Regions from separate parts of the Homo sapiens genome. Here all the other regions are linked to region 3. A link is an interaction called in ENCODE POLR2A ChIA-PET data of the cell type or tissue named here. Cell type or tissue: PC-9. All regions are shown on one strand. Links, peaks and the distances in the headings refer to the core of each region. The heading gives the core; the rest is flanking DNA.

Region 1 (6,098 bases), core at 1,464-5,463, 120 kb after region 3:
TACAGGCGTGAGCCACCGCGCCCAGCCAAAATGAAGTAATTTTTGTTGTTGTTATTTTGTTTTGTTTGTTTTGTTCTGAGACGGAGTCTCCATTGCCCAGGTTGGAGTGCAATGGCCCGATTTCATCTCTGCCTCCTGGGTTCAAATGATTCTCCTGCCTCGACCTCCCGAGTAGCTGGGATTACAGGCGTATACTACTATACCCGGCTAATTTTTGTATTTTTAGTAGAGAAGGGGTTTCGCCATGTTGGCCAGGCTGGTCTGGAACACCTGACCTCAGGTGATCTGTCCCCCTGGGCTTTCCAAAGTGCTGGGAATGCAAGGATGAGCGACGGCACCCAGCCCAGAAGTCATGTTTTTTAGAGTACCTAGTAGGTCTATTGGCATGGTAATTAAGCTCTTTACGTTTCATTTAATTATTTCATCCATATAAAGAAAACTTACTTCATAATTACAGGTTTAAATGTCTTCTACCTGGAGTATTTAAAACTCAAGAGGTGTTTACCCTTGACTGAGCTTAATAGCCATGCCAACAACTTGAAGAAAAATATTGGTAGTCAGCGTCATTTTCTGTTTTAAAGTACGTTAAGTACAAGTGAGTTATAATTAGGAGTCTGTTCGATGTTTTTATCAGCCATAGGAAAAAATAATTTTAAGTTTACAGGAAAAGAAATTTATAATAATTTATGTGTAAAATTATTCATGTCAATTCCTCTTATATGTACTATATTTTACGTTTTGGTCATTTTTAGCCCCATATAAAAATAATACCAGGTCATATTTCTTTTTTTTTCTTTCTTTCTTTTTTTCTTTTTCTTTTTTTGAGATGGAGTCTTGCTCTGTCACGCAGCCTAGAGTGCAGTGGCGTGATGTCAGCTCACTGCAACCTCTGCCTCCCGGGTTCAAGCGATTCTCCTGCCTCAGCCTCCCAAGTAGCTGGGATTACAGGTGCCCACCACTGCGCCCGGCTAATTTTTGTATTTTTAGTGGAGACGGGGTTTCACCATCTTGGCCAGGCTGGTCTCAAACTCCTGACCTCAGTTGATCCACCCGCCTGAGCCTCCCAAAGTGCTGGGATTACAGGCATGAGCCACCGCGCCCGGCCAACCATATTTTTCCCTTCCTTCCTTCCTTCCTTCCTTCCTTCCTTCCTTCTGTGTGTGTGAGAGATGGAGTCTCACTCTGTCACCCAGGCTGGAGTGCAGTGGCATGATCTCGGCTCACTGCAACCTCTGCCTCCCAAATTCAAGCAATTCTCCTACCTCAGCCTCCTGAGTAGCTGGTATTACTTACAGGCACACACCACTACTCCTGGTTAATTTTTGTATTTTTAGTAGAGACAAGGTTTCACCATGTTGGTCAGGCTGGTCTCGAACTCCTGACCTCGTGATCCACCTGCCTCGGCCTCCCAAAGTGCTGGAATTACAGGAGTGAGCCACCTCACCCGGCCAATACCAGGTCTTATTTCTTTTTTCCTTTTTTTTTTTGAAACGGAGTCTCAGTCTGTCATCCCAGCTGGAGTGCAGTGGTGCAATCTCGGCTCCCTGCAAGCTCTGCCTAGCTGAGACTACAGGTGCCCGCCACCACGCCTGGCTAATTTTATGTATTTTTAGTAAAGACTGTTAGCCAGGATGGTCTCTATCTCCTGATCTGGTGATCTGCCCGCCTCGGCCTCCCAGAGTTCTGGAATTACAGGCATGAGCCACCGCTCCCGGCCTCCAGGTCATATTTCTTAAAGAATATTTATAATCTTCTGCATAATGGAGTGGTAAAAAGGAATAAAAGAATATTTATTTATATTATAGGAGAAAGCCAAATTATGTTTGAGAGTTGCAGATAAGGGAGATTTTTAACATTTTAAGACAAATCAAGCATTAATGTGGATTTGGCCAAGATTAACTATTTGCATGCATATACCTTCTATTTAATCATGGGTTTATGAGGAATTTTTTTTTTTTTTTTTTTTTTTTTGAGACGGAGTGTCGCTCTGTCACCCAGGCTGGACTGCAGTGGCGTGATCTCCACTCACTGCAAGCTCTGCCTCCTGGGTTCACGCCATTCTCCTGCCTCAGCCTCCCGATTAGCTGGGGCTACGTGGTGGCACCTGCCACCACCCCCGGCTAATTTTTTTGTATTTTTAGTAGAGACGGAGTTTCACTGTGTTAGCCAGGATGGTCTGGATCTCCTGATCTTCTGATCCTCCCGCCTCAGCCTCCCAGAGTGCTGGGATTACAGACGTGAGCCACCGTGCCCAGCCTATGGGGAACATTTTTAATTAAATAAGAAATTGTTTCATTTCAGCTTCTACCATAGTCTCTTGGATTCACTTGGTATAATGTGACAAAACTTTGCATGTTAAAAGTTTTGTTTTTATTTTGTTTTCTTATTTCTAAGCTTTTTATTTTATGTATCTTGCTACCAATATTTTTAGGTGTTGAAACTACCTAGATTGTGGACACAAAAATAAACATTTACAGAGTTGGCAGTCTGCCTTTTTGTTTTAAGAGGCAGAGCCTGAAGGTGTAGCTATTTGGATCTAGTGGAGCATAATATTCTTGAATGATCTGTTCTGGTGAATTATGAGTGTGTGTTTGAGAAGGAGTCTTGCGCTGTCATCCAGGCTGGAGTGCAGTGGCGCGATCTCGGCTCACTGCAACCTCCACCTCCCGGGTTCAAGTGATTCTCCTGCCTCAGCCTCCTGAGGAGCTGGGATTACAAGCGTGCACCACCATGCCCAGCTAATTTTTTTATTTTTAGTAGAGACAGTTTCACCATGTTGGTCAGGCCGGTCTCAAACTCCTTCCTGACTTTGTGATCTGCCCCCCTTAGCCTCCTAAAGTACTGGGATTACAGGCGTGAGCCACCACGCCTGTCTGTGTGTTTGTTTGTTTTTTTAAGAGATAGGGTCTCGCTCTGTCCCTCAGACTGTAGTGCAGTGGTATGATCATAGCTCACTGCAGCCTCAAACTCCTGGGCTCAAGCCTCTGGAATAGCTGGGACTACAGGTGTGTGCCACCATGCCTAGCTGATTTTTAAAATTTTTATAGAGATAGTCTCACTATGTTGACCAGGCTGGTCTTGAATTCCTGGCCTCAAGGGATCCTCCTGCTTAGGCCTCCCAAAGCGTTGGGATTGTAGGTGTGAGCTGCTGCTCCTGGCCAAATTATGAATTCTCAATAGGAAATATTTGAAGACCTGGAAAAGAACATAAAAGCATGCTACCAATAGGAAATGTTAATTAAATCACAAATTTACCACCACTGTATAATAAGGTGTTAAGTTTACAGACTTGTGAATAATAGAGTTATAGATTCAAATTCCAGGTCTGCCACTTATTCATATGACACTGAACAGTGTCTTAATCTAAGATCCTCTATTTTCACCTGAAATAGAGGAATAACCTAATAGCTACTTAATCAGATTGAGGAGTACATGCCATTGCATATGTGAAGTGTCTAGTGCTTAGTAATTAATAGCCATTAAATGATTTCTGAATTTTTGTCTTTAATGTCAGGGCAATATAGTGCAATGTTACTAAAATATAATTTTGGGAAACGAATAAGGTAGATAAGTGAAAGTGACATGTATATCATAGCATGCAGATTTCCTGAGTTAGTGAAGAGCATGCTTGAACCTCAGTTTTCTGAGTTGTCAGATGGGGATATTAGCATTTTATTCCATAGATTTTTAGGACTCTGTAAGTTAATGCAAAGACACTTGGAACACAACTCAGTACGTAATACATAATAAGTGCCCACTAGAATATATTGTTATGGTTCAACATCTTTATACTAGAGGTAGAGATTAAAGGAATTAGAGAAGCTCATCGGTGATATCATAGAGCTGTTGGGTTTTGAAGTTGAAAAATACGTTAGAGATCATCGGGTAGCATAGTAGGTACTATTTTTGAGTGAAACTCTTAAGTGATCTACTTAAAGGAACAAAGCTTTCTGGAGGCAGAATTTAATGCAACTGATGCTTCCTTTTTCCTGACTGAAACTGCTAATCATGTACAGCACACTGTCTCCTAATTTTTTATCCTTATTAAATCTGAGATTTATAAAATGACATCACTTTTCTGGAACTTTTTTCCTGACAGATTAAAAACCACATGTTTGACTGTGTGCAGTGGCTCACACCTGTAATCCCAGCACTTTGGGAGGCCGAGGCAGGTGGATCACCTGAGGTCAGGAATTCGAGACCAGCCTGGCCAACATGGTGAAATCCTGTCTCTTCTAAAAATACAAAAATTAGTTAGTCGGGTATGGTGTTGCGCGCTTGTAATTTCAGCTGCTTGGGAGGCTGAGGCAGGAGAATCTCTTGAACCTGGGAGATGGAGGGCATGCCACTGCACTCTAGCCTGGGCAACAGAGTGAGACTCCATCTCAAAAAAAAAAAAATCACGTTTTTGGTTTTAATTTATCTGACTTACCTTATGTAGATTTGTTGGTCACTTATTTAAGATATCTTTGTTCAGCTGATGTTTTTCATTATGTTTGAAGGAAATATAATTGATTTTCTTTCTTTCTTTTTTTTCTTTAGGCGAAGTCTGGCCTTATCACCCAGGCTGGAGTGCAGTGGCGCAATCTTGGCTCGCTGCAATCTCCGCCTCCCCAATTCAAGTGATTCTCCAGCCTCAGCCTGCCGAGTAGCTAGGACTATAGGCGTGTGCCATCACACCTGGCTAATTTTTGTATTTTTAGTAGAGATGGGGTTTCACCGTGTTGGCCAGGCTGGTCTCAAACTCCTGACCTCAACGGGAGATCCTCCCTCCTCGGCCTCCCAAAGTGCTAGAATTACAGACATGAGCCACTGCCGAGAATTGGTTTTTACTTAGATTTGATAGGCCTGTTATTTCTAATAAGAAATGGATTTTCAAAAATAAATTACTTTTTCCTTCCCCAGATTTGACAAAACATTTATCAGGGGGCTATTCCTGTATCAGTCTTTTTAGAAATGTTTAGATGCTTGGAATAAGAATATGAGGATGATAGTGCGTCTGCTTTCTGTTGCTTGCCTCAATGCTGCATCCAGATCACCTGGGCTACACAATTACAAACAGATTATCTGGCCCAAGGTGAAGAATCAGAAATGGGTAAGACCTTTCCAAATAGAGGTAACAAGAGTTAAGATTTTGGGCTGGGTGCTGTGGCTCACGCCTGTAATCCCAGCACTTTGGAAGGCTGAGGTGGGCAAATCACGAGCTCAGGAGTTTGAGACTAGCCTGGCCAAAATGGTGAAACCCTGTCTCTACTGAAAGTACAAAAATTAGCTGGGCGTGGTGGCATGCACCTGTAGTCCCAGATACTCAGGAGGCTGAGGCAGGAGAGTTGCTTGAACCTGGGAGGCAGAAGGTTGCAGCAAGGCAAGATGGCGCTACTGCACTCCAGCCTGGGCGAGAGAGTTAAGAGACTCCACCTTGAAAAAGAAAAAAAAAAAAGAGTTAAGATTTTTTTTGAGACAGAGTCTTGCTCTATCGCCCAGGCTGGAGGGCAGTGGCATGATGTCGACTCACTGCAACCTCCGCCTCCCAGATTCAAGCAATTCTCCTGCCTCAGCTTCCCAGGTAGCTGGGATTACAGGCATGTGCCACCACACCCGGCTAATTTTTGCATTTTTAAAAGAGACGGGGTTTCACCGTGTTGGCCATGCTGGTCTCGAACTCCTGACTTCAAGTGATCCACCCACCTTGGTCTCCCAAAGTGCTGGGATTACAGGCATGAGCCACTGCACCTGGCCCAAAGAGATTTCTTGAAAACCTCTCAGGCGGGTTTGAAAAGTTGGAATTTCCTGGATGTTTTATTGATAGTAAATTTGAACATTCTCGTGGTAGTGGGGATTATGTACAAATAATTTGAACCTGATTGATTGTTTTTCCATGTTTTATTTTTATTTTAAGCATTATTTAGTTTTTCTGTACTACCTGACTGCACTTTTTGGAAAATTTGAGTAAGTCAGTAACATAGGATTAAGTTTGTTTGATTAAATCTTTTCTTGAAAGAAATAAGTCTTAGAACTCTTAGACCCTAGGCAACTATTTGGATATTATGGTGTGGGTTGCTTCCAGATATGAGCCTGACAGTTCTAGGTCAGTGCAA
Region 2 (8,352 bases), core at 1,682-5,681, 1.8 Mb after region 3:
GTGCAATGGCACGACCTTGGCTCACTGCAACCTCCGCCTCCTGGATTCAAGTGATTCTCCTGCCTCAGCCTTCTGAGTAACTGAGATCACAGGCACGCGTCACCATGCCCGGCTAATTTTTGTATTTTTAGTCAAGACGGGGTTTCACCACGTTGGTCAGGCTGGTCTCGAACTCCCGACCTCAGGTGATCCGCCCACCTCGGCCTCCCAAAGTGCTGGGATTACAGGTGTGAGCCACGGCACCCGGCCTTCAAAATAGTTGAATTGCTAGTTATACCCCTTTTATTCTGAAGTATAAGCCCTAAACTAACTTAAAATAGTTTCTAGTGACAATCTTTTTTTTTTTTTGAGAATGAGTCTCGCTCTGTTGCCCAGAGTGGAGCGCAGTGGTGCGATCTCCGCTCACTGGAACCTCTGCCTCCTGGGTTCAAGCAATCCTACCTGCCTGCTTTAGCCTCCCCAGTAGACGGGAATACAGGCGCCCGCCACACCTGGCTAATTTTTTTGTATTTTTATTAGAGTCGGGGATTCACCATGTTGGCCAGGCTGGTCTCGAATTCTTGACCTCAAGTGATCCAGCCGCCTTGGCCTCCCAAAGTGCTGTAATTACCGGTGTGAGCCACTGTGCCCGGCAAATTTTTTTAGAGTGTGTGTGTGTGTGTGTGTGTGTGTGTGTGTGTGTGTGTGTGTGTGTGTGTCAGGGTCACATTCTGTCATCCAGGCTAGAGTGCAGTGGCTCAATCACTCCTCACAGCAAGTGATCTTCCCACCTTAGCCTTCTGGGTAGATGGGACTACAGGTGTCCACCACCACGCCTGGCAAATTTTTTGTAGAGATGGGGTTTTGCCATGTTGCCCAGGCTGGTCTCCAACTCCTGGGCTCGAGCAATCTGCCTGCCTCAGACTCCCAAAGTGCTGGTATTACAGGTGTGAGCCACCATGTCTGGCCCCTAGTGACAATCTTACAATAAAACACACAACAAATAAAACAAAGGAATAACTTTATCAAAATATCTTTGTCAATTTTAATGTTTTATTAACTTTTTGTTGCTAATTTAATGGTTAGTATTTAGCATCCTTGAGCCATCTTTAAAGCACCTAGTTTTACTCTGAACTTGCACTTTAAGAATTAGGAAAATGGTGAAACCCTATTGCTACTAAAAATACAAAATTTAGGCAGGTGTGGTGGGTCACGCTTGTAGTACCAGCTACTCAGGAGGCTGAGGCGGGAGAGTCGCTTGAACCTGAGAGGCAGAGGTTGCAGTGAGCTGAGATCACACAACTGCACTCCAGCATGGGTGTCAGAGAGAGATCCTGCCTCAGAAAAAAAAAAAGAATTATTAGGAAAATGTCTCATATATTCATTTTTAACTTTCGAAGTATCATATTCTTTCTGACAAAAGGTTAAGTGGTTTCATATTTTTAGCCTAAAGGAAAATGCTAATAGAAACTTGAGTCAGTGAACAGTTGTGTAATTAGAAGTCTTTGCCAGGTGCAGTTGCTCACGCCTGTAATCCCAGCACTCTGGGAGGCCAAGGCAGGCAGATCACCTGAGGTCAGGAGTTTGAGACCAGCCTGGCCAACATGGTGAAACCCTGTCTCTACTAAAAAACAATGCAAAAATTAGCCAGGTATGGTGGCACGCAACTGTAATCCCAGCTACTAGGGAGGCTGAGACTAGAGAATAGCTTGAACCCAGGATGTGGAGGTTGCAGTGAGCCACGTTCGCGCCACTGCACTCCAGCCTGGGCGACAGAGCAAGACTCCGTCTCAAAAAAAAAAAAAAATCTTTGTATATGGGTTAATTAACATAATTTATATACCTCACAACTCCAATGTGACGGTTAAATTTCAGAGTTTCAAGCTCCATCTCAGTAAATTAATTTATTAGGTATGGAAAGGCGTCATTGTGTAACAAGCACTCCAGGTGATTCTGGTGCAGGTAGACCTTGGGCCACTTTGAGAAACACTGGCCTAAGGCTGGGCACGGTGGCTCACGCCTGTAATCCCAGCACTTTGGGAGGCCAAGGTGGGCGGATCACCTGAGGTCGGGAGTTTGAGACCAGCCTGACCAACTTGGAGAAACCCCATCTCTACTAAAAATACAAAATTAGCCAGGCGTGGTGGCGCATGCCTGTAATCCCAGCTACTTGGGAGTCTGAGGCAGAACAATCGCTTGAACCTGGGAGGCAGGAGGTTGTGGTGAGCCGAGATCGCGCCATTGCACTCCAGCCTGGGCAACAAGAGGGAAACTCCATCTCAAAAACAAAACAAAACAAAACAAAACAAACACAAAAAAAGAAACAGGCCTGGCGGGTGAGAGGATAGCACTTATTAAAATAGTGTAACCTGTGACAGGCAATGTATGTACATATCATTTAATCCTAACTGCAACAATTGTATACTAGCTCCATTTTGCAAATGAGAAAACCTAGGTTCAAAACAACGAGTAAACTGTTCAAGGTCACATTAGGTAGTGGACTTGCGAGTCAAACACAGGTGGGTCTAATTTTGAAGTTTATGCTTTACCACACCTTCAATTTAGATGTTCACAAGTATCTCACCCTAAACATATCAAAGTTAAATTTACTCTCAACTCCTCATCTTTCTAACCCAAGCTGCCACTCCTATATACATACATATATATAATTTTCATGTATGCATATGCATACAGCCCCCTGAAAGATGGAAATATGTATAAAATGTTCTCGGCAACCCAGTCCCTTTAAACATTCTCGTCCCTCTTCCAGAGATGCTGTTACAAATTCTAACTCCCATTCAGATTTCACGACCAACTTTAAATACTGCTTCTCTTTCAGATGCCATAATAAAATAGTTGTATAGAGTTCTGTCTTCATACCTCTATACATTACTACGTTGTTAATGTCATGTTTATGTTCTTTGTATTAGAGTTACTTTTCCAAGGGTGGGACTATGACATCCACTTTATGTCTCCTACATCATACCTGGCATAGCTGAAAAGCTGAATGATTATACTCATGAATGAATTATTAGGTAGCATCATTGGTTATAGGGTTGCTAAGCATCAGAGATGAGGCTTCAGCCCCAACTTTTTTGGTTTTTGTGTTCCAAAAATCTTTTTAGCATGCAAGGAATCAGCAAATAGAAGCACTTGCAATCTACTTGTAGAGTGTACCGGAAGGAAAGATTTCCAGGAAAAAGATCTCAATAACAGATTTCAGTCTTGAATTCTTTATGTATAAAAGTTATATAAGAAGAAAAACGTTTTGTCTCAAAAAAAAATTTTTTTTGGAGTTAGAAAATCTTTTATGAGCTTGGGCTACATGGCGAAACCCTGTCTCTTAAAAAAAAGCTAGCTGGGCTTGGTGGCATGTGCCTGTAGTCCCAGCTACTCAGGAGGCTGAGGTGGGAGAATCACTTGAACCCAGGAGGTTGAGGCTGTGGTGAGCCATGATTACACCACTGCACTTCAGCCTGAGTGACAGAGTTAGACCCTGTCTCCAGAAACAAACAAACAAAAAACCAAACTTTTATTTATGTGGATAGTACCTGTCAACAAAAAAAATTGTTCAATGATACTTGTTAAAAGATGATTTTATTCAGGACCATCAAAATAGGTACAGGGACCACTGCTATGGGATTTTGCAGTCAGAGAGAGATACTAGCCTCAAATCTGGGTACGGCATGGCCAAGTGGTGGGAATTTATAGCCAAGAAGCAGGTCAGGGGTCAATGAATGGAAAATTACTCAGAGAAAAACCTCAAGGGTAAGGGAGATTCTGGCTGAACTGACCTAACAGGATTCTCGCTGAAGACTGGCCAGGATGATGACACATAACCTTTGGGGAATGATGAAGGATGAGGAACCTGATTGGATATTGAGTATGATCAGATATTGACGGTGGGGGCTTCTTGCTAAACTGACACAGCAGGGTTCTTTGCTAAAATGGGATTTTACAAGGAAGAGCACAGATGGGACTAGAAGAAGATTCAGGAGCCTGACTAAAGTTTGGTCAAGCAAACAATCTTTGTCATCTCGTAGAGACCGAATAATCTAAGAAGTTTAAACAGTCTCAAGTGTTATGAATCAGACCGTTAATGGTCATGGAAATTTACTGAATATTCTATCAGGAGCAAAGCTTTCCAGTAATTGAAGCTGGATTTATTTATACAGAGAAAAAAATGCTTTACACGTAAGTCCCTCCAAACTGTTTAGCCTAACATTGAATGATGATACCCTTGGGAACTTAATTCTTTTTAAGCCTAATAACTGTGCTTTATGAAGCTGTCACTAGGTGGCATGGCAATGCTTGGTTAGAAATTTCCCTTTGGAAATTAATGCCTCAGAACCTTCAAAAACTATTCAGTAGAAGTCAGTTTCTTTGTAAACAAGTTTCATTGTTTACAAACGTTTCACTGTTTACAAGTTTCATTGAGTAGTAGTATGGATGTATGTGTGTGTATATATATATATGTATATACACATACATATACATATATATGTACACGTTGATAAAAATAAGCTCCATTAGAGAATGTTGTAGGAAATACTCAATTTAAATGATAACAAAATAAGATATTTAAAGTATGCTTAACAACTCTGACTTCTGGTAATTCTATTTCTAAACTATATTTTATCCTAATCTAGAATACTCATCTGATAGTATTTTCCCTTTTAACCCAAACAGGTCAAATCGTAAATCCAGGTCTATGATTCCAGAGCCCATATTCTTTTTTTCTTTTAAGGTTTTTTTTTTTTTTTTATTCTCTTTTTAAAAATTCTTCATTTCCATAGGTTTTTGGGGAACAGGTGGTATTTGGTTACATGAATAAGCTTTTTAGTGGTGATTTGTGAGATTTTGGGGCACCCATCCCCCCAGCAGTATACACTGAACCCAATTTGTAGCCTTTTATCCCTTACCCCTTTCCCACCCTTTCACCCCCAAGTCCCCAAACTCCACTGTATCATTCTTTTTTTTTTTTCCCCCAAGATGGAGTCTTGCTCTGTCACCCAGGCCGGAGTGCAGTGGCATGATCCCGGCTCACTACAGCCTCCATCTCCTGTGTTCAGGCAATTGTCCTATCTCAGCCTCCCAAGTAGCTGGGATTACAGGTGCCCGCCACTGCGCCTGGCTAATTTTTGTATTTTTAGTAGAGACGGGTTTCACCATGTTGGCTAGGCTGGTCTTGAACTCCTGACCTTAGGTGATCCACCTGCCTCAGCTTCCCAGAGTGTTGGGATTACAGGCATGAGCCACCATGCCTGGCCCACTGTATCACTCTTAGGCCTTTGCATTCTCATAGCTTAGCTCCCACTTATGAAGGAGAACATACGATGTTTGGTTTCCCATTCCTCAGTTACTTCACATAGAATAATGGTCTCCAATCCCATCCAGGTTGCTGCGAATGCCCTTAATTCATTCCTTTTTATGGCTGCATAGTATTCCATTGTATGCATATACCACACTTTGTTTATCCACTTGTTGATTGATGGGCATTTGGGCTGGTTCCGTATTTTTGCAATTGTGAATTGTGGTGCTATAAACATGTGTGAGCAAGTATCTTTTTGGTATAATGACTTCTTTTCCTCTGGGTAGATACCCAGTAGTGGGATTGCTAAATCAAATGATAGTTCTACTTTTAGTTCTTTAAGGAATCTCCACACCGTTTTCCATAGTGGCTGTACTAGTTTACATTCCCACCAGTAATGTAGAAGTGTTCCTTGTTCACCACATCCATGCCAACATCTATTTTTTTTTTATTTTTCTATTATGACCATTCTGTGGGAGTAAGGTAGTATTGCATTGTGGTTTTGATTTATATTTCCCTAATTACTAGTGATGTTGAGCATTTTTTCATATGTTTGTTGGTCATTTGTATATCTTCTTTTGAGAATTTTCTATTCATGTCCTTAGCCCACTTTTTGATGGGATTGTTTTTTTCTTACTGATTTGTTTGAGTTCCTTGTAGATTCTGGATATTAGCACTTTGTCAGATGTATAAAGATTTTCTCCCACTCTATGGGTTCTCTGTTTACTGTGCAGACTGTTCCTTTTGCTGTGCAAAAGCGCTTTTGTTTAATTAAGTCCCACCTATTTATCTTTGTTTTTATTGTATTTGCTTTTGGGTTCTTGGTCATGAAATCTTTGCATAAGCCAATGTCTAGAAGAGTTTTTCCCATGTTATCTTCTAGAATTTTCAAAGTTTCAGTTCTTAGATTTAAGTCCTTGATCCATCTTGAGTTGATTTTTGTATAAGGTGAGAGATGAGGAATCCAGTTTCATTCTCCTACATGTGGCTTGCCAATTATCCTAGCACCATTTGTTGAAGAGGGTGTCCTTTCCCCACTTTCTGTTTTTGTTTGCTTTGTCGAAGATCAGTTGGCTATACGTATTTGGGTTTATTTCTGGGTTCTCTATTCTGTTCCATTGGTCTATGTGCCTATTTTTATACTAGTACCATGCTGTTTTGGTGACTATGGCCTTATAGTATAGTTTAAAATCAGGTACTGTGATGCCTCCAGATTTGTTCTTTTTGCTTAGTCTTGCTTTGGCTATGCAGGCTCTTTTTTCTTTCCATATGAATTTTAGGATTTTCTTTTTCTTTTTTTTTTTTTTTGAAACAGAGTCTCGTTCTGTTGCCAGCCAGGCTGGAGTGCAGTGGCGTGATCTCGGCTCACCGCAACCTCCACCTCCCAAGTTCAAGTGATTCTCCTGCCTCAGCCTCCCAAGTAGCTGGGACTACAGGCGTGTGCCACCACACCCAGCTAATTTTTGTATTTTTAGTAGAGATGGGTTTTCACCATGTTGGCCAGGCTGGACTCGAACTCCTGACCTCAGGTGATCCACCCACCTTGGCCTCCCAAAGTGCTGGGATTACAGGTGTGAGCCACTGCACCTAGCCTAGGATTTTTATTTTTTCTAGTTCTGTAAAGAATGATGGTAGTATTTTAATGGAAATTGCATTGAATTGTAGACTTCAGAGCCCATATTCCTGTTACCACATCACAGATTCTCCCTCACGAACCCACTATTTACAGATGGACAGATGACTGTTATCCATCGAAGAGTTGGAAGGTACCTTTGGTATTATCTGGCCCAATCTTAAAAAATTTTTTTTAATTTATTTCATTTTTTATTTCTTTGTTTCAACCTTAAACTATTAAAGGAATAGCTCGATCTTAAAAATACAAATCTGTGCATGTGTATTTTTATTTTAGAGATTTTTAAAAAACTGAGGCTCAGTGCAAAGATATTTGTCTAAGGTTATAATTTTCTGAACAGCAGACGCAACAACATGGTAATATCCTTAAAGCATTTGTCAAAGTATCCACCATTCATAGTGATGACTAGCAAATCCCTACCTGATTCACACTGAACATTAAAATGGCAACTTTCCAAATAAGGAGACTTCTATCGAAGAGGGCTTGGTGGCATGTTTCCAATATTTTCCCGGTATCTCTTCAGGTACCCTCTCAGGTCTTCCACTGGAAGTATACTAACTTCCTCCCCAACTTAAAAAAAAAAAATATGCAGATTAGGGCAGTTTTATCTTCCAGTGTCATATAATTGGGTTGCTTTTTTTTTTTTTGACAGAGTCTCGCTCCATCACCCAGGCTGGAGTGCGATGGCACCATCTCGGCAACATCTGCCTCCCGGGTTCAAGCAATTCTCCTGCCTCAGCCTCCCAAGTAGATGGCATGCACCAACACTCCCGGCTAATTTTTTGTATTTTTAGTAGAGACGGGGTTTCACCATGTTGGCCAGGCTGGTCTCGAACTCCTGATCTCAGGTCATCTGCCTGCCTTGGCCTACCAAAGTGCTGGGATTACAGGTGTGAGCCACCACACCCAGCCTTTCTTTTTTTTTAAGTAGGAAGAACTTAAAAGTCATCTAGCTTAGTGCTTTTTTTTTTTTTTTTTGCCCAGGCTGGTGTGCAGTGGCATAATCTCAGCTCACTGCAACCTCTGCTCCTGGGCTCAAGTGATCCTCCTACCTTAGCCTCCTGAGCAGCTGGGACTATAGGCACCCACCACTGTACCTGGCTAATTTTTGCATTTTTACTAGAGATGGGGTTTTGCCATGTTGTGCAGGCTGGTCTTGGAACTCGTGGGCTCAAGGCATCTACCCACTTCAGCCTCCCAAAGTGCTGGGATTATAGGCATGAGCCACCACATCCAGCCAATGCTCTTATGTTAATATAACATTGGGATATTTAATAGTTTATCCATAAGGTAAAAGCAAAATTTAGGAAATATATAAATATACATCAATAAAGACTTTTAGATTCTTGAACCCAGTGGTTCTTACTGTGCTTGCGCCACAGCCCTCGTGAAAATTTGCTGACAGCCATGGATTGTCTTCCTAGAAAGA
Region 3 (7,733 bases), core at 1-4,000:
AAAGGATTTAATTTTTAACTCTTATAAAGTTCTTATCCCCTGTTACCCCAGAGTGTCAGTTTTTAGATTATGAATTTACAAGCTCCTTGAGGGCAGGGAGAGACTCTTCTTTAAACACCTAACAGTGTAGCTGGGCATAGTCACTCATGCCTGTAGTCCCAGCTACTTGGAAGGCTGAGGCAGGAGAATCGCTTGAACCCAGGAGGCAGAGGCTGCAATGAGCCAAGATCGCACCACTGCACTCCAGCCTGGGCGACAGAGCAAGAACCTGTCTCAAAAAAATAAATAAATAAACTAACAGCAGTTCTTACTCTGTTTCAAGACATAGGGTCTGCTGAGGTTTTAGAGAGCCCCATAAGTCACTCCCTGTCTTCCCCTTCTGAATTCCAAATCAAGTAATAAGTAAGGTACAGGAGTCCTGGTGATAAAATTATAATAGCTATTATTAATAACATTATGTTCTAGGAACCATGAGTACTTAGATATGTTAAGTCATTTAATAGTGTTACCCAAGCTTTACAGGATAGGAAACTGAGGCACATGAAGTTGAATCATTTGCCCAAGGTCGTACACCTAGAAGGTGGCAGAACTGGGATTTGTACCCAGTAGTGGCCCACACTTATAACCACCATGCAATGCTGCCTCTCAAACACCCACCATGCCAATGGAGCTAGGGGGAGAGCAAACCTTGGTTCTATAGTCAAAGGGGCTTCCTAAAGCATCCCTTGTAAATTGAAATTTACTCCTCCAAAACGTCAGGCCTCCCCTCGCAAGGGCAGAGCCTTCCCCTTATTGGAGAGCAGATGACAATATGCCCTCTCAGGCAGAACTGGCCGCACAATTTTCAAGGACCAGTGCCAAATGAAGACGTGGGGCCCCTTGTCCAAAAGTTGTTAATAATTTCAAAAGGGCAACAGCAGGGCATTAAACCAAGCATGAGGCCCTTCTGAACACAGTGCCCTGTGCAGCCACACAGATCACACACCCATGCAGCTGGAGAGGAGCCAAGCAGGCACTTAGAAGCAAGACCCCTTGACCCAAGCACTCTCACTTCCTTCCCTAACCAGAGAAATGGCCCCCCGGGAGGAGTGAGCCAGGTGGCCGAGGGAATGTTCCCATGCTGTATGCTTCTGGGGAGTAAAATAAAAATTCCTTCTCCTCAACAGTAAATAAAGAATGGGGAAGAAAAAAAGAAAACAGAAAAAAAAAAAAGAATGGGGAAGAAACGATCCACCATACAGGGACCTATTTTGAGAAGATGGTGAAAATTGTACATATGCACACTACATTTTGCACACAATTTCATGGGTTTCACAAATCCCTTGAGTATATCTCTGCAAATCCTTCTATGCTTAAATGCCTTAAGCATAGAGGGGATGAGATGGCAATACACATACATACACATATATGTATTATATATACACAAATATATATATGCATATGCACATGTAATACACACACAAACACACACACACACACACATATATATATATACACACACACACACAAGAGATCCCTCAAGGTCCCTTCTGGCTCTCGGATTCTTTGGCTCTGACCATCACAACTTAATCACCAGCTGATCTTCCTGAAACTTTAATCCCAGCAGAGTTCTATCTAGCTCAGAATGAGTCAGCTCATTTGCTTCAACAGGTAAAGGTCAAACTGCATCCATTATTTGTGCACAGGCATTTCCAGTCTCTGTCACCCATGGCTGTCAATCCAAAGGCTGGATTTACACTCAGTGTGGTCTGGGTTCTCATTAACCTTGAATCGCCTCCTCCTCCACAGAGCTGTGACATTTAAAATCTTATCAGAGTACTCTAAAACAACCATCAGACTGAGCCTTCGGGGGATAAAATAAATGATCCATAAGCCCAGGATGAGAAAGAAATAAAAACAGACCTTAAAGAAGTAAGGTCTCCATCAAACGCATCACTCACAACACATCATTTTGTGTTGGTCTCTGTTTGTGGTCTACCTGGAATTGAATGATATTCATCTAATTTAGCCCTTCAGATGTAATTTTAGTTCTGAATGCCACCTTGAAAACAGTGACTAACCAAAATTTCCAAGAAGGGGGATTGTCATTTTTAATGGGTTTCAAAAAAAAATGTTATACAAGTTTCAAAGACTGAGGTCTTATTTTTTTAATGATGATTCATGTAGGCCATCTCAAAAATGGATTGATTTCCCAATATTTTTATACCACATCAAATATATCTCTGTGCCCAGCCAGGCTGATGGGCAATGTGCATCATTTATACACATTTCACTGGTTGAAAATTTATGGATAACCTATTACACGTCAGATGATGTGACAGGAACTAGGAATGGAAAGATAAATACAAACTGGGTTCTGTCTTACAGGGCTGCCCCGTGCAGTGAAGGGGACAGCCATAGGGGATGAAATGCAGTGATAGCAGCGTGTACACAGTACATGCTCTCAAAGCCTAGAAGAGGCACTGATAGAATTTGGGAAGGGACATTTTGATGGGGAGAATGTTCTAGGCCGAGGAAAGAGGATGAGCAGAAACACAGTGGTATAGATGTGAATGCCAGTTCAGGGAACCTTAAATGCACTCTGGTATCGTGTTGGACAGATGGGTCTTGATTCCACCATTTTGTAACCTCATGACCTTGAGTTGATCAAGTCAAGTCGATCACTTGACTTTTCTGACCCTCAGTTTCCTTGTCTGTAAACTGGAGTCATTACCACTAGTCACTGAATTGCTATGGGGTTCTAATGAAAATGTATAGAAAAGTGACTCGCAAGCCTGATGTACTATTCAAATGTCAATCATGCTTGTCTTTTATTTTAAACCTACCATGTCTTGTTGCTCTTCAACATGAAAGTGTGGACTCTCAGAAGGGATTTCATGGACTGCCTGGTCCAAGTCACTCATTAATAACAAAACCAAAGCCCCAAGAGGTGGTTGTCAGTGTCACCATTATCAATAGCAACAGCACCAGCATGACATCATGATTGTGATAGACACCAGTTTTGAGTCCTTGCTGCCTCCCAGGCTTTTTGCTTTCATCTCATTTACAACTCCTTGTGACCAATAATTATCTCCATTTTATAAAGGAAGAAACTGAAGCTTGGGGAGGTTAAATAGCATGTCCAGCAACTCAAAGCTAGTAAATGGCAAATTCAGAATTTGAACCCAGGTCGGACCCCTTGACCCAAGCCCTTAATATTCTGTTATAATGCCTCTTTCTGCTTTTCCTTTACCTCCGTTCTCCTCTCTCTCTCTCTCTCTCTTACTTTCTTCCTTGACATGAAAGTAGGCCACTTCTAAATACCCATCATTTCCAAGGACAAACTTTTCTGGAAGGAAGTGAGAGGAAGAAACTGGTAGAGAGGCCCCCAGCTGCAAATATCTGAGCCCCACGTCACCTGTCAACAGAAGAACACCACAGGACACAGGCGAAGTGCTGGCCTCTCCCCAGCACAGGAAGCAGGAACTACACAGTGGGGACTCAGAGCGGATGGCAGACAGAGTTGCCTGTGCAGTAACTTTCCCTAACCCATTAGCCTTAACATATTGTCTCATCCACAGGGAGGAGGCAGGAAAAGGAGGCTCGGCAGCAGTGCTCGCTTTCCTGCTATTTTTAACCCACTCAGCTGGTCCTCCCCTTTCAACAGGCTCTGTTCCTTCTAGGTTATTCACTTCCTCCTAAGGGATATTGTTTGTTTGTTTGTCCTACTACTTTTTGACTTGTGGAGTGAACTTATTGCTTCCTCTCCTTATTTTAATACATTATAACAGACATTTATTGGGATATTGGGAGAATATTTAAACACCTTTCCTTCTGTGGTTTTCTTTGGACGGCAAGGGGACATGTGATTGTCACTTCGTTAAAAGCCTTGTGTTCCAGGAACCAAGTTCAGGCACCATTGCATAGTTTTGTAAATAAGAATGGGCCCCCTGGGGACACAACTCAAAGGAGAAAATAAAACTTATAATCTGAAAGGAACTCATCTGTAATGGGTTTGGATGCCAGAGTTTCAAAGGACAACCCGTACCTTGAGGAAAACAGGTGCCTGCTTCTGGGGGAGCACTGGAACCCAGTATGGGCTCTGCAGTGGGTCTGCTTCAAGTTTCTATCTTAAGAACCATTCCTAGGTTCTGGCCTCTCAACCCTAAGCCTCAGGACAGCAGTGTTCATCAGTAAGACCCAGAACCTGGCACTGAATAGCTCCCCATAGATATTCACAGAATGAATAAATGAAAACATTGAAGGTCTTAGTAAAATGGTAATTATCTCATGGAAGTGGTACATGAAGGGCAGTCATGCTCCCCAACAAGAATTTGGACTTGCCCTCTGGGAATAAAAAGGAACATCGGTATGTAAGTCATCATAAGCAAGGATAGACTCTAACCAAACTTATGACCCAAGGAGACAAGTCTTTTACATTCAACATGCCAATTCCAGTCAAATGACTGGTTCCCTGGAGTGCTGCATAGAGAAGGATTTTTGAGACTTCTTCTGAGTCTAGCAGGAAAGAGAGCTACAATTGATTAGTAATGTCTGCCATGCACACAAGGGGTGAATGATGGCAAGGATAGCATATAAGTGCATCCCTTTGTTGACACATCCAGAAAACTGTGACTCGGAAGTGGGATTGACTGACCCCAGGAGTATGGAAAAGGGGAGCCACTGAGGCAGATGCCACTGAGCCACTGCCCAAGGAGCCCTAGAGCAAGCATTTTTCTGGCAAGGAAGAGCACAAAGCAGAAACCGTGTCATTAAGCACAGTACTCACACCCTGGTACTGATTCCAAGTTTACCAAGCAATGTCTTCTGTGCCTTCCCCTGTAGCGTGCCTTTAGGGAAAGAATGTTCTGGGTCAAGACACACCTAAAGTCCAGTGGCCAGTTTGCTTGACATTAATAGTTCTTGATGGAGATTAAGAAGAGTCTTTCTGGTTTCACTGATGACTCTCTGTGGACTTGGTTCATGTGCCCATCCAAGAAAGATGAATCTGCTCTCAGGTACCCTTGGCCAGTCAGGTCTCTGAGACTACAAGGCTGCGGACTAAATCTTGGACTCCGGTAAATTCACCAAAATAAGGTCCCCCTGCCAAGTCTTTTCCTGGGCTTGCAATTGCATTCCCTTCTGCATGCCATGTTCATTTGACAACCACCATATGCTAAGAGGAGTATGGAGTGGAATTAAATTGCCAGTGTATTTTTAGAAACCTGGCTAGCAGGTCAGCTGAGTTCTGAGGTTGGGACACAGGACTAGTCACTTTAATAAGGACAGAAAGGAAGTAAAGTGTCTAAAACCTGCAGATTGGCAGGCCCAGATGGAGCCTGTAAGTTCTTCAAGGGCAGAGACTATGTCTTTGTTATGTATATATCTATTCTCAGTGCACAGCACCACTCTGAGACATGGCAAGTGCTCCATAAATATGTGTTGAGTGAATGAGTTTATTGAATGGGCAGCAGAAGTTTCCAGAAGTGTTGTGGAAGGAGCTGTTTAGGTAAGAGAATGAGCTGAAAGGGCCAACAGGAAATACTAACAATAAACCACAGGCTTTACAATGTCGCCTTGAGCTTACCCACCCAGTTTAGGAAGTTTTCACCTTCAAGCCAGCAATATCGCTGTTTATACAATAACCTTGAGCCTTTGCGTATGCTGTTCCCTCTGCTTGGAGTATTCTTGCTACCCTGGCTATGCACATGAATTTGTGCACACGTGCACGTGCATGGACATACGCGCACACACATTCATATAACTGCTTCTTTAGTTGTCACTTCTTCAGAGACATCTATTCCGATTTCTCTAAGTTCTCCTCCTCCCACTGCCTTGTATCCTCTAGCTCAATCCCTTTTATATGTTCTTCATAACATTTGTCACCATCTGTAATTATCTTAAGTGTTTTTCACTTATTTCCTGTTTGCTTCCTCCCCTAGGGCATAAGCTCCATGATTCAAGGACTGTATTCTCTTATTCACTGTTGTATTTCCAAGCGCTGAGCTCGGTATCTGGTCATAGTAGATACTCAAAAAGTATCTATTGAATAAATTATGAATGAACAGTGCTTCTACACTTATTGCCTCACTGGTACAGCACACTAGCCTTTTATGAGTTAGACTTCAGTAAAAGGAGACTGAAGACAGCACTCCAGTTATTTTAATCAGAAAAATTTTAATCCAAAAAATTCATCTTTTTTTATTTATTTATTTTTATTTTTATTTTTTTTTTTGAGATGGAGTCTCGCTCTATCACCCAGGCTGGAGTGCAGTGGTGCGATCTCGGCTCACTGCAAGCTCCGCCTCCCGGGTTCACGCCATTCTCCTGCCTCAGCCTCCTGAGCAGCTGGGACCACAGGCACCTGCCACCACGCCTGGCTAATTTTTTGTATTTTTAGTAGAGACAGGGTTTCACCGTGTTAGCCAGGATGGTCTCAATCTCCTGACCTCATGATCTGCCTGCCCCAGCCTCCCAAAGTGCTGGGATTAAAGGCGTGAGCCACCGCACCCGGCCCAAAAAAATTCATCTCTTACAAAATTGTTGGAGGGCTAGAAGAATGGGTTCTAAACTGGGCCTCCAGGAATGACCACCTAAACAACACTGTTGAACTGGCCCCCACTTTGCCAGAATCAGTTACAAGGGTCCACGGAGAGGCCACTCCTGGAACTATTGAATTCAAGGACATACCACTGAGCTTGCAAAACAAGGATCAGGAAGTCATTGGTGCTGCAGATCCCTCTCAGCACCCTCAGAACTAGGTAGTAAGCACTGGAACATTGCTGCAGGGGGAAAATGCCTCTGTGACCAGGCTCACCAGCCCAAACAGTCAAACCAGCAAAGCAACAAGAAGATGGCTTCCACCTAAAGTCCATCTTTCATATGATGAGTTATTGGAACTAGGAGAAATCTAAATCATGGTTGTAACCCTAGCTGCAAGAGAGTCTTGGAAATGCAATGCCTACCTTTCCAGTTTCTGTTGTTCTGGAAGGTGCCCTATGGAGGTTGGAAAGGATGATGATGAGTTCCGATACCAAACCACCACAAGCCCTGTGAAGTAGGCAGGGAAAACTCCATCATTGCCTGGTGGCGCAGTGGCTCACACCTGTAATCCAAGCACTTTGGGAGGCCAATATGGGAGGATTGCTTGAGCCCAGGAGTTCAAGACCAGCCTGGGCAACATACAGATACCTTATCTCTACAAAAAAAATAAAAATTTGCTGGGCATGGTAGCTCATGCCTGTAGTCCCAGTGACTCAGGAGACTGAGGTAGGAGGATCTGCTTGAGCCTGGGAAGTCAAGGCTGCAATAAGCCGTGATCACGCCACTGCACTCTAGTGTAAACAACAGAGGGAGATGCTCTCTCAAAAAAAAATGCATCATTGCCACTTTTACAGATGAAAAACCTGAGTCTTCAGAAAATTAAATAATAATCCCTATTGATTGGTTCTCAAAATTATTTGTGGAATGAGTGAGGATGAATTATTTTCCCAGAGTCAAAAAGCAAACTCCTGTTGCCCTTAAAGACCCAAGTGAAAGGGATCTCCTCTGTGATGCCTGACCTAACCACCCAAGCTAAAGTCAATGCTATTGTTTATGCATACACACCTACACACACACACCGTGACTTTGATATGTTCATCATGGTACCTACCACAATGTATTTTAAGGACCAATTTGTGTTTCTGTTTCCCTAAGCAGACAATGAAGTCCTCAAGGGCAAAGATGGCATCTTAGTCTTCTCACCAACCTGG

What was found. Peaks named below come from ENCODE experiments on the same cell type or tissue, not always from the same donor. Only the 100,000 strongest peaks of a DNase experiment are listed, where the experiment ranks them.
Region 1: POLR2A ChIA-PET joins it to region 3 with 7 read pairs; 11 of 35 experiments call an interaction of 5 or more read pairs at or near these places.
Region 2: POLR2A ChIA-PET joins it to region 3 with 6 read pairs; 1 of 35 experiments calls an interaction of 5 or more read pairs at or near these places.

Annotation. Positions count from the first base shown.
Region 1 is chr12:98,519,155-98,525,252 of GRCh38, forward strand. The region is part of intron 1 of TMPO (thymopoietin); the gene reads left to right. Among named protein-coding and RNA genes, the nearest start is that of TMPO-AS1, 6.0 kb to the left of the region's middle. In PC-9, for the core only: no CTCF peak of the experiment used is centred there; no DNase peak of the experiment used is centred there.
Region 2 is chr12:100,230,625-100,238,976 of GRCh38, forward strand. It overlaps a transcript of DEPDC4 not described here. Among named protein-coding and RNA genes, the nearest start is that of DEPDC4, 32 kb to the right of the region's middle. In PC-9, for the core only: CTCF peaks have their summits at 4,265 (motif pointing right) and 4,464; DNase peaks (open chromatin) are centred at 3,797 and 4,207; H3K4me3 peaks cover 712 bases; H3K27ac peaks cover 1,941 bases.
Region 3 is chr12:98,400,641-98,408,373 of GRCh38, forward strand. No RefSeq gene overlaps it. Among named protein-coding and RNA genes, the nearest start is that of TRD-GTC1-1, 99 kb to the right of the region's middle. RefSeq lists a silencer at 909-968. In PC-9, for the core only: no CTCF peak of the experiment used is centred there; a DNase peak (open chromatin) is centred at 1,611; H3K27ac peaks cover 1,938 bases.